Regions from separate parts of the Homo sapiens genome. Here region 2 is linked to region 1. Evidence: chromatin loops called from intact Hi-C (ENCODE). Cell type or tissue: dorsolateral prefrontal cortex. All regions are shown on one strand. Region 1 overlaps SOX1-OT (SOX1 overlapping transcript). Region 2 overlaps SOX1-OT (SOX1 overlapping transcript).

Evidence for each region. Hi-C counts contacts between places; a loop is a spot of excess contacts. Peaks named below come from ENCODE experiments on the same cell type or tissue, not always from the same donor. Only the 100,000 strongest peaks of a DNase experiment are listed, where the experiment ranks them.
Region 2: a loop joins it to region 1, with 2.2 times the contacts of the local background. A loop is called at or near these places in 1 of 110 quality-filtered maps.

What each region holds. Positions count from the first base shown.
Region 1 is chr13:111,972,379-111,977,378 of GRCh38, forward strand. It overlaps SOX1-OT (SOX1 overlapping transcript), which reads left to right. Exons shown (of 4, transcript NR_120392.1): 1 at 1-15. Among named protein-coding and RNA genes, the nearest start is that of SOX1-OT, 2.6 kb to the left of the region's middle. In dorsolateral prefrontal cortex, no CTCF peak of the experiment used is centred here; a DNase peak (open chromatin) is centred at 2,063; H3K4me3 peaks cover 2,583 bases; H3K27me3 peaks cover 1,228 bases.
Region 2 is chr13:112,060,610-112,065,609 of GRCh38, forward strand. All of the region lies in intron 1 of SOX1-OT (SOX1 overlapping transcript), which reads left to right. Among named protein-coding and RNA genes, the nearest start is that of SOX1, 4.0 kb to the right of the region's middle. In dorsolateral prefrontal cortex, CTCF peaks have their summits at 2,364 (motif pointing right) and 2,583 (motif pointing left); no DNase peak of the experiment used is centred here; H3K4me3 peaks cover 2,302 bases; H3K27ac peaks cover 2,398 bases; H3K27me3 peaks cover 5,000 bases.

The DNA of each region.
Region 1 (5,000 bases):
GAAATAAACATTGAGGTGGGTTCTGCTATAGCCATTTCGTCTAACTTAAGGAGGGGAAAAAATGGAGGGGGGAGACTTCGGAACTTGAGTGGGTCAGTAGCCCCCGAGAGCCGGCCTCTGCAGCAGGTCGCGACCACGGCGTGGAGGGCAGCGGTTTCCAGGAGCGCTAGGAAGTCCTTCCTGCGGTGTGGCCCTGGGAGCCCGGACGGTAAGTCACAGGAGGTTGGGGCACCGCAGAGGTGGGCAGCAGACTGCGCTGACGCCTGGGGCTCTGTTCCTGCAAGCAGCTTGGCTCTTCTCTCCTTTTTAAAAAGGCCTTCTTACAGGTGTTGAACCGCTGCCTAAAGAGGGAGTGACTCCAGGAGGAGGAGGACTTCTCTCTCCCTCTCTCTCTCTGTCTCTGACTCTCTGTCTCTTTTAAGCTCGACTTTGAGAAGTTTTTGACTTGTGCAATCACAATCTATTTATGAAATTCAGGCAAGGAGAGGACTGAAGAGGAGGAAGAAGAGACGGACAGGATTTTAGAGTGGGGTATTGCCTTCGGTTTTCTTAAGGTCCAGGATGTGTTACAAAACTGATGGGTGACACCCTTCTAACTTTTGGCCTTAAAGCATTTTTCTTTGTACAGGAGAAAAAACAAAAAGTGTGTGTTTGCAAAGGAATCTCTGTTAGATTAATGACTGATTTGAACTAGAATATACATGGAAGTCATTTTAGTTACAACTGCCTCTGTCCTCGTTTGTCGGGTGTGAAACGTGGGGTAGCCGTTTCTCTGAGAGTAGCTCCGTCTGGATTTGGAGAAATCCTCCTGACTGTTGTGAAAATCGTCTCCCATCGGCTGTGCCGGGACCCTCCCCTCCTTCCGTTCCTTTTCCCGCACCCTCTCTTAGCAGAACAGGTGGAGCGGGTGGAAAGGACAGCGGCGAGAGCGCGTGTGGTCAGGGGTCTCGGAGGCAGCCTGATTTCCTTATGAAAACAGAGCTCTGGTAAATGCCAGTTATGGGGAGGGCTTTGAAGGCTGCAGCCACCAGCTAAGATGGCCTCATCTAAAATGCAGGCGTCTGCGGCATGGAGGGGGCTCTGTGTTCCAACAGAGGCGTCCCCTGGCTTCGGAGTCAGAGGGCACTACAGGCACAGGGAAATATTGAGCCACAGTAGTTTGAACAGAACCATCAGGGTTCATCTTTTATTACCAAAGAAAGACTTGAAAAAGCCCAGGTGAAATTTTCTTCCATTGTCTAGGAAAATTCTCTGTAATTTGCCCCCTGGGAAATCCAAGTGCCTTGTGGCCGGGGCCCCCGCCCCACTCCCCTCTGTCCATCTCTCTCCTCCTCTCTCTGCGTAAATGTCTCCGGGGTCCCTGGAGAACCCAGGGGGCTGAGCAGGGGACGCTGAAGGTCAGGGTTGCCCACTGTGGCCTGACTTTTAAGCTAAAGAGGTTTTTCTTTCTCTTGTTGCCCTGTCAGGTCTAATTTGGCGGCATTATGCTGAGAGGGCGGGCCTGCTCCTGACAGGAGGGGGTTAAATGAGATTGCAAGCTTTGGAGGCTGTCAGCAGCCACTGCTGCCCGGGGATGTTAAATTGCGATTTAATGGTCAGCTTTATCTGGATGGTATCAGTGCAAATCTGCTGTTTTCAGCAACTTAATTGGCACAGTGTTTGCAGGAGTTTTTCGGGGAGGTAGGAGAGCTGACCAGATTTTAATGCTGAATTATTTAGAGATCAAACTGGCAGAATGTCAGTGGGAATCTGTCGCGTGTTTGGTTTTCTGAAGCACAGAAAGCTTATGAATGGGCAAGATGCTGAATTCCGCTGTGATGCCCGAAACTTTCTAAAAATATTCACAGGGTCTGATGCAGCTCCGAGTTTATTTATAGAGGGAATAAACAAAGAGTAACAGTTGCTATCACAACATATGTGCAGTGTCTGATTTGTGAGGGGGCAGCAAGAACGTAGAGGCAGCCGCTCTCAACAGAGCCAGTGTGGGCTGTCTTTTCAAAATTTTAACAGATGGGCGCCGCCTGTGGAGCTGCGTGTTCCCGGGGTGACTCACAGGTGACCCCACACTACACAGGACTGACGGTGCCTGCTTGTGTGTGCGTAAGGCATACACGGGTGCACGCCTGTTTGTGCGCTAGGTGTGTGCACAAGTGTTCATGGATGTGTGCATATGTGTACACGTGCGTGGGTATCCATGTGAGTGTGTGTACACAGATGTGGGTGTCGTGTACACATGTGCAGAGTATAAGTGTGTGTGCACATGCGTATACGTGTGTGGGTATGCATGTGTGTGTACACAGATGTGTCGTGTACATGTGTGGGAGTATGTATGAAAGTGTGTGTACACAGATGCGGGTGTCGTGTACACATGTGTAAAGTATGAGTGTATATGCACATGTGTACACGTGTGTGGTATGCGTGTGTGTACACAGATGTGGGTGTCATGTACATGTGTGTATGTAAGTGTGCATACACAGATGTGGGTGTCAGGTACATGTGTGCAGGTATGTATGTGTAGACAGATGTGGGTGTTGTGTACACATGTGTAAAGTATGACTGTGTGCACATATGTACATGTGTGTGGGCATGTATGTACACAGATATGGGTGTCTTGTACATGTGTGCAGGTATGCATGCAAGAGTATGTACACAGATGTGGATGTCATGTACACACGTGTAGTGTGTGCACATGTGTACATATGTGCAGATATGTGTGCGTACATAGATGTGGGTGTTGTGTACATGTGTGCAGTTATATGTGAGTGTGTACACAGATGTGTACATGTGTGCAGGCGTGTGTACATGTGTGTAGAGTATGACTGCACATGTGTATGTGTGTGGGTATGTGTGCCTATGTGTACACAGATGTGGGTGTCATGTACATGTGTGTGGGTGTGTGTACACAGATGTGTGTAGAGTATGAGTGTGTGTGCACATGTGTACATGTGTGGGTATGCCTGTGTATGCAGATGTGGGTGTTGTGTACACGTGTGTAGTGTGTGCGCATGTATACATGTGTGCGAGTATGCAAGTGTGTGTACACAGATGTGGGTGTCGTGTACATGTGTGCTGGTATGTGTGTGAATGTACATAGATGTGGGTGTCATGTACATGTGTGTGGGTATGCATGTGAGTGTACACAGATGTTGGTGTCGTGTACGTGTGTGGGTATGTGTGCCAGTGTGTACGCAACATGTGGGTGTCATGTACATGTGTGTAGAGTATGGGTGTGTGTGCACATGTGTACTGTGTGGGTATGCATGCACGTGTATGTACACAGATGTGGGTGTCCTGTACATGTATGTGGGTATGCATGTGTGTGTACACAGATGTGGTTGTTGTGTACACGTGTGGAGAGTGTGTGCACCACACGTGTGGAGGGAGTGTGCCTGTGTGAGGTGCATGTGGGCATGCATGTGTGCAGGATGGGGTGTGATCTTTGACAAGTGTGCTGGCGTCTCTCCGTGACAGCCTGTGTGCATGGAGGTAGGCCCCCTGGAACTGCCGCATTTCAGCCCGTTTGCCCCCCAAGCCCATCAGTGACCGCAGCTCCTCTGGGCCGTGCCTGGCCGGATCTCTGGGTCCTTGGAGTGGGTATGTGGCCGCCCTTCCGTGGGCGCCTGCCGGGAGGAGGGGTCTGGGCAGCGCCTGTGCTCCAGGGAGACTGGAGGCCTGGGCCGGGGAGGCTTGTTCCCATGAGGGACACCGGGCAGGAGGGAACCGGGTGAGGTCGTTGAAGGAAGAAAGGAAACGGAGAAAGTGCTTCCCCAGCAGACAGCAGCATTGTCTGTTCCCCGTGAGGGTCAGTCCGGAAAGTTCAGGATTAGTAAATTTAATATCCTGTCAAAATTCCCGTGATAATGAGCCCTGGCTGGCCGGGCCGGCCCCGCGGCTTCAGCTCTGCAGCCGGCGAGATAGCGCGGCTGATTGATGAGCAGGGATCGCGCTGCGCTGGCACCAAAGCGGGTGGGTGGGTGGGCGGGCGGGGGGGCGGCGGCGGCCCGCGGTGCCAGGGAGCTCGCTGGGGGCTCGCTGGGGTCTTACAGCCACCTCCGGAGCGGCCTGGCCGCAGCCCAGAGGACCACTGCGTGGCTGGATCCCGCGGGCCCTGGGTTTTGCTTTTTTAAGGAAAATCAGGAAAAGGCCTTGTAGAAAATAATCCTACAGGGATCTTTTCCTGGCCTGTTGGGGTGCCTCAATACCCATCTTTTCAGAATGGACAGGAGCGTTTCGGAGCCGGCGAGGCGGAGGTGGGGGAAGGATGGAGCTCGCTGGGGAGGAGCTCACCTCGGAGGGGACAGTGGCCAACCAGGGCGCGGCCTGGGTGGGTGGGTTTTAGGCTGTAAGGGCGATGCAAAATATGATGTTCCTCACCGAGGAGCACAGAAACCAGAAAGTTCCTGGGCAATTTGTCCGAGGCTCTGCACCTCTCTAAGCAGCTGTCAGATCTGTACATTATGGTACATTGAATCTGAATGAGGCTCTCAACATCAAAACCCTGCATCCATTATGATATCATCTCCCGCTCTAGGCTGTAATGCTTATTAATTCTGCACCCATACTCTCCCGGCTTCAGCAAATGTATTCCATCAGCCTAGCATTTAATTTAATTAGTACAGCTGGGCTCTCATTCTCCTTTCTGTGTCAGAGGTATTGTCAGCACGTTCTGCTGTAACACAATTACTGATTGCTTTTAGATAGGCAGAAATATGATTAGGGTATTGGGTGACTGTATCATAAGCCTTATTAGATTCATTTGAAATCTGGAGATAAATAGGAAACTTTTATTTGCAGTGTAATGAGATTATGCTTATTAGGCCAAGGCCTCGCAACCTTTTGCAAAGAACACAGTGTATCCGCCGGATTATGCTCTGGAAACACACTTTCTGCTCCCAGCCTCCGAGCCATTGCTCCGCGCCTCGAGACTGAACTGTTGTTGCCCTGCGTGCGTTTAGGATTATGGCCGCCGTGGTGTCTTCCGCATGATAAGGACCTGGGAA
Region 2 (5,000 bases), 88 kb after region 1:
CAAGCTGTTAATTACGGGGGTTTGTGTAAATGAAACTTTAGCAGTGACCCATTTAATTTTGCCGTAATTACTGACAAAATAAGACAAGGCTGAATCACAACACGGTATATTTATCTTGAAGGAGAATATTGCGCTGATGTGGTAAAACCAAAGAGTAAGAGCAAAAATTTAAAAGGGAAGCGCAGAAGTATAAAAAGTGCAAAAAATCACACCCTGAAACCATTTGGGTTAAAACCGCGGAAGACTTAGCTTAGGCGACTTCTCTAAAGAACTCAACCAAATCTGAAAGGCACAGGCATTTTCTCCTCAAAATCCGAGGCTCGAGAACCATCTCCTCTGGCAGGGTCCAGTCTCAGCTCCGCCTCTTGCCTCCTCACCCACTTGGGCATAACTTTTGCGGGTCCTAGAAATCTGGGCAGCAGAAGAGGGAGGGGAACGCTCCCAGCCGGCAGCCGCTCTGGGCGTGCACCCGCCACGCGAAGCCAGAGGTTGGACGACGCAGCCGGCCAGGCGCGGCTCCCGGGGGACCCCGAAACCGCCTGTGGCTCAGGCCCTACTTGGCAAGAAGAGACTGGGGAGTGAGAGGAGGGGTCACTCTTGCTCTCTCGCACAATAGACTTCCCGCAGGCGAGTGCGAACGGCCTTTTGCTTCCTCCTTCTTTTCCAGGACCCTTAGCGACAGGAGAGGAAGAGAAGCGGCCCGGCGGTTTAATTGCCAATTTCCTGATGCAGCCACAGGGCCCAGCAGCGGCTCAGCCTAGGCCACCGGGTCCAGGCCTCTAGGCAATAGGCCCGGCGCCCCCTCCAAGCACCGTTTCCCGCCGACCCCGCAGTCATCACTGTGAGCTCGAGAGTATGGGCAGCCTGTGGTGCCCTGAGGCGCCGGGCGCTCGGCGCATCCGCCGTGCCCACAGCGCTGAGGACCAACTAGGGCTGCCCTCGGCCAGGGGCACTGTGCCCGTTTGAGTGGCACTCGGACCTGGCGAGGGGTGGAAGCCCAGGTAGAGCTCGCGTCTTTAAGAGCCACCCGACAGAACTGCGCGCTACATCTGCGCCAGCTGGGCTGGGTGGGAACAGCGCAGAAATACTCCCGTGCCGGGGCGTACAGGGCAGGTAGGCCCAGCAGAGAGTCTTCTCGGAAAGTTTCCCACAAAAGAAGGGCCGGGCAGGCCGAGCGGCAGGAAAAGCCGGTGCTCAGCGGCGAGGCCCGAGAGGTCTGGCATCCGGCGGCCTCCCAGCTTTGCTCGGGTCTCCCGCCGCCTCTCTCCAGAGCCGCCCGTAGCTCCGTGGGGCGGAGGGCGCAATGCCCCGCTCTGGTTCCAGCCTTTTTCCTCCCCTTGTCTCCTCTTTCATTCATAAACCTGGTGGCTACAGACGCAGCTTGAATATTGACGTCTCTCCCCCAACTGCTCTGCCGTTAACCCAATTACAGAATTCATCAAGAACTGTGTTGAATTATCTCTTTCCATACAGTATCAGCATTAGCCTAATTAAAAGCTATAATGTCTGATATAATGATTAAATCGTTAGCTCTGCTGTAGGGAAGCAATATTTTGTTTTCCCTTCAATTAGAAGCTGATTGAGGTTTTCAGAGCAGGTCAGCTGTGAAATTTGAATTATATGTGTGAGTACTGCTCACAGGGTGAGCCCCTACTCCAAAGCTCCCAGAGCTTCTCCAAATGCTTTCACCCAGAGAGCTCGGAGGCACACAGCACGCGCGCGTGCGCGCGCGCGCACACACACATACACACACACAGTTGTTTGTTCTTCGATTGTGAATGTGCGGCTCTCCACACGAACCGCCCGAAAGAAAGCCTGGGTCGCTTTTGAGGAGAAGGAGTTTCTTGACCCTTCCCCGCAAACGCTACTGGAACGGCCTCCAAACTAGGACGCCTAGTCAGGCAAAGGAGAGAGCGGTGCGCCGGCACGCAGACAGCTCTGCTGCTATCCCTGATGGCCAGGGCTCTCTTTCCGTTCTCCTTCCACACACCCCCTTTCCCTGGGCTGTTATTATTTTTTTTTCCTCCTTCAAAACCAAACCAAACCACCACCAACAAAAACTTCTGTGCTACTCTGGCTTCTCTGGTTTTGTTTGGGAACAGTGGAACCAAGTTAGCCCGGGCCAGGGCGCAGATGATGGACTCAGAGCGCCCAGGGACCCTAGAGAGAGGAGCACTCCTCAAGAGCCCCCTGGCCATCACCCGAGCGCCCTGGAGCGCCATCACCCGAACGCGCGCTCCAGGCCCTCGAACAAGGCCTCTGGCTGCCAGAGCGAGTGAGGGGCGCAGAGGCGGCAGAGAGCGGAGAGCCCCGGTGTCTCCGCGAGGGCGGCGGCGGCCAGCAGACGGCGATCGAGGCGCGCGCCACGGCACGGCCAGCGCAGACACGCCGCGGGGTCTCGGGCCGGAGCCGTGCAGCCGGGCCCGCTGCCTCTTTGCCCCTCATGGCTCCGCGCGGGAGGAAACCGGGCCTTCTCCGCCCGCCCTCCTCTCGCTGCGGTGTCCCCAGCACCCCCGCCCCGCCCCCGCGCGGTCCCCACCGTCGCGCTCCCCTCCCTCCTCGCCCTCGCTCCGCGCCTCCTGTTGGCAGAGATGGCCTCGAAGGCCTCTTCCAATTTGAATGGCTCTTTCTTCTTCTCTCTCCCGCGCTTTCTTTTCCGCCTTCTCCTCCTCTCCTTCTGACTACTCTTGTCTCTTTCAAAAGCTCCGCCTGGAAACTAGCGGCTTCCTCTTCATCTGCCTCCTTTAACTGTGGCCTCGGCCCTCTGGGGCGACACCAGAGCGCGGAAGCCTGAGCCCCTCGGAGATCCGGGGAGGCACCTACACATGGCCTCAATCCTCCAACCGGCCCCAGAAGCCGTAGGAGCTGAACCCAGGAGGGCAACCGGTTGTGGTGCGGCCACATGTCCCTGGAGAGTGTCAGCAAGACGGGTCGACTTCACCAGGACCACGAAAGACAGGGCAGAGTTTCTGTCTTCTTTCACTGTCCCGTAGAACTCCTAGCTTGTCCATCGTGCTCCTTGCTTGGGACTCGGGACTGACACTGGGCCAGAAAATCCACCTCTAGATGCCTCAAAGCTCGCTTTCATGCTGGGGGGCGGGCGGGAGCGGGGAAGGGGGACAAAAGCTAAAAGTGCTAATTATTCCATACAGACAGTTTAAGCTAATGGTGTTACAGTCCAGCACTCAATTTACTTGAAAGTTGAGGTTTCTTGCATAATGGCTTAACCTATCACATACATACAGGCATATATGTGTGCGTGTAACTTCTAGGGATGGCTTGGTTCTGGATTGGCTTTGAAGATTATGACCACAGGTTACATACAACAATAGAAAGTGTCTTTATCCACATTTCTAAGTTGATCTTCGCTTTGGCATTTTGAGCAAAGAGGCACAATGAAGTTTCTGAGCTGCCAAAAAAGCAAGTTTGGTCAATCAACAGTGACAGTAACCCTGTGCCTGGGGGTCTAGACTTCCTATTACATTACTTGGGAATAGGGAAGTCAGTGTTCAAATCTCCAGGAGTCCAGCCTTTGGGAAAGTACTGGGTTTGAAGGAGGTAACTGCCAACTTGGCTGGAGGTAGAAGGGAGAAGGAGGTGCTTTTCAAACTGGTTTTGGACTGTCTTCTCTCTTCTTAAAGAGTCACTGAGGAAAGAGTTTAGAAGGAGCAAGAAATTGAGGCTTCCAGAAGCCATCGATCACCAGCAGGAGTTAATATTATGCTCGTCAATCCTCATGCCAGGAATGAAGGCACAGAGGTCTAGCATGCAGTGCCCTGTGCTGCCTAATTGGCACTGCCTGCTGCTGCCAATCATTTATCGCTTGGCAACAAGTTACACCTGCAGCTTTGGTTTAATACTTATGCAGGTGGCCACACATAGTGCGTGCAGCCGCTTGGGCCTAGGGAACATCTCGTCACTGAAGAGGGCTTATGGAGAGCACCCTGAACGTTGAGCACTAGTGTGAGCTCACAGGATGCTAAACCATTTTCCTCTTATTTAGATGCTCTGAAAAACAAGGGTAACGTCGTATTTGGAAACAATTTTCGGGACTATGGTAGAAAAAAAGTAGACCATTTCAAAGTCAGCTATCCAAGTTCCCCAAAGCATAAAGCATTCCTGCAAAGCACACTGGAGTGCAGGGTGTTTATAAAATAAATTGCTCCATTGATATGGAAAATAATGTGCCAAGCCTGATTCATACAAAGCATTTTCAGGGAGTCTTAAGCTATTTAGTTTAAACTCTAAATTGAAAAGCAGAGGAAAGAAATCTTTCAACTGCTAAGTGGATAATATAGTTTATAATTTGTAAACCATTTCCTTTATTTCAGTCTTGCTGACTTTCCATAACACACTGGATCTCACTGCACACCCATTGCCTCCTAAATTATCAAAGAAAAAAATGGGGCTATAGCATTCCCAAACAATATTATTGCTCCTTTTTTGTTCATTCACAATGTAACTGATATTTGTAGGTAGTGCATGTAACAAATCAAAAGATTTAACAAACTCGACTGGTGAAATAAGAAGGTAGTTGGAAGCCCAGTTTATAACCTAGATATTTAGTGAAAAAATAAATATAAAATGATGTTCCCTTTCTAATATAATTATATATTACTTGATGGATTTACTAGTAAATGCTGAATGGCCTGGAATGAAAGCAGTTTAATCTGCAGAGAGATCAATTTGCTGTTGCACTTCACACTGTAGCAACCCTGCAATAATAAAACAAACCCTACAGTAATAATCATAGCAATTGAGAGGAAATAAAGCATTATTCTTTTACCTTGGACAAGCAACAGGGTCAAGAAATTCACAACCTCAGAAGTTTTTTTAAGAGGAAAAAAAAGGTGTCACGTGTTCGCTGCCCAACAGACTCAAACATCCTATTACTCCTATTACCGTTATCATCATCTTTACTGAATATTCCTACTACAAGACAGGCAGACATGTGACATGCGGTGAAGGTTCTACTTTACCCACCACCAATCTCCACAAGC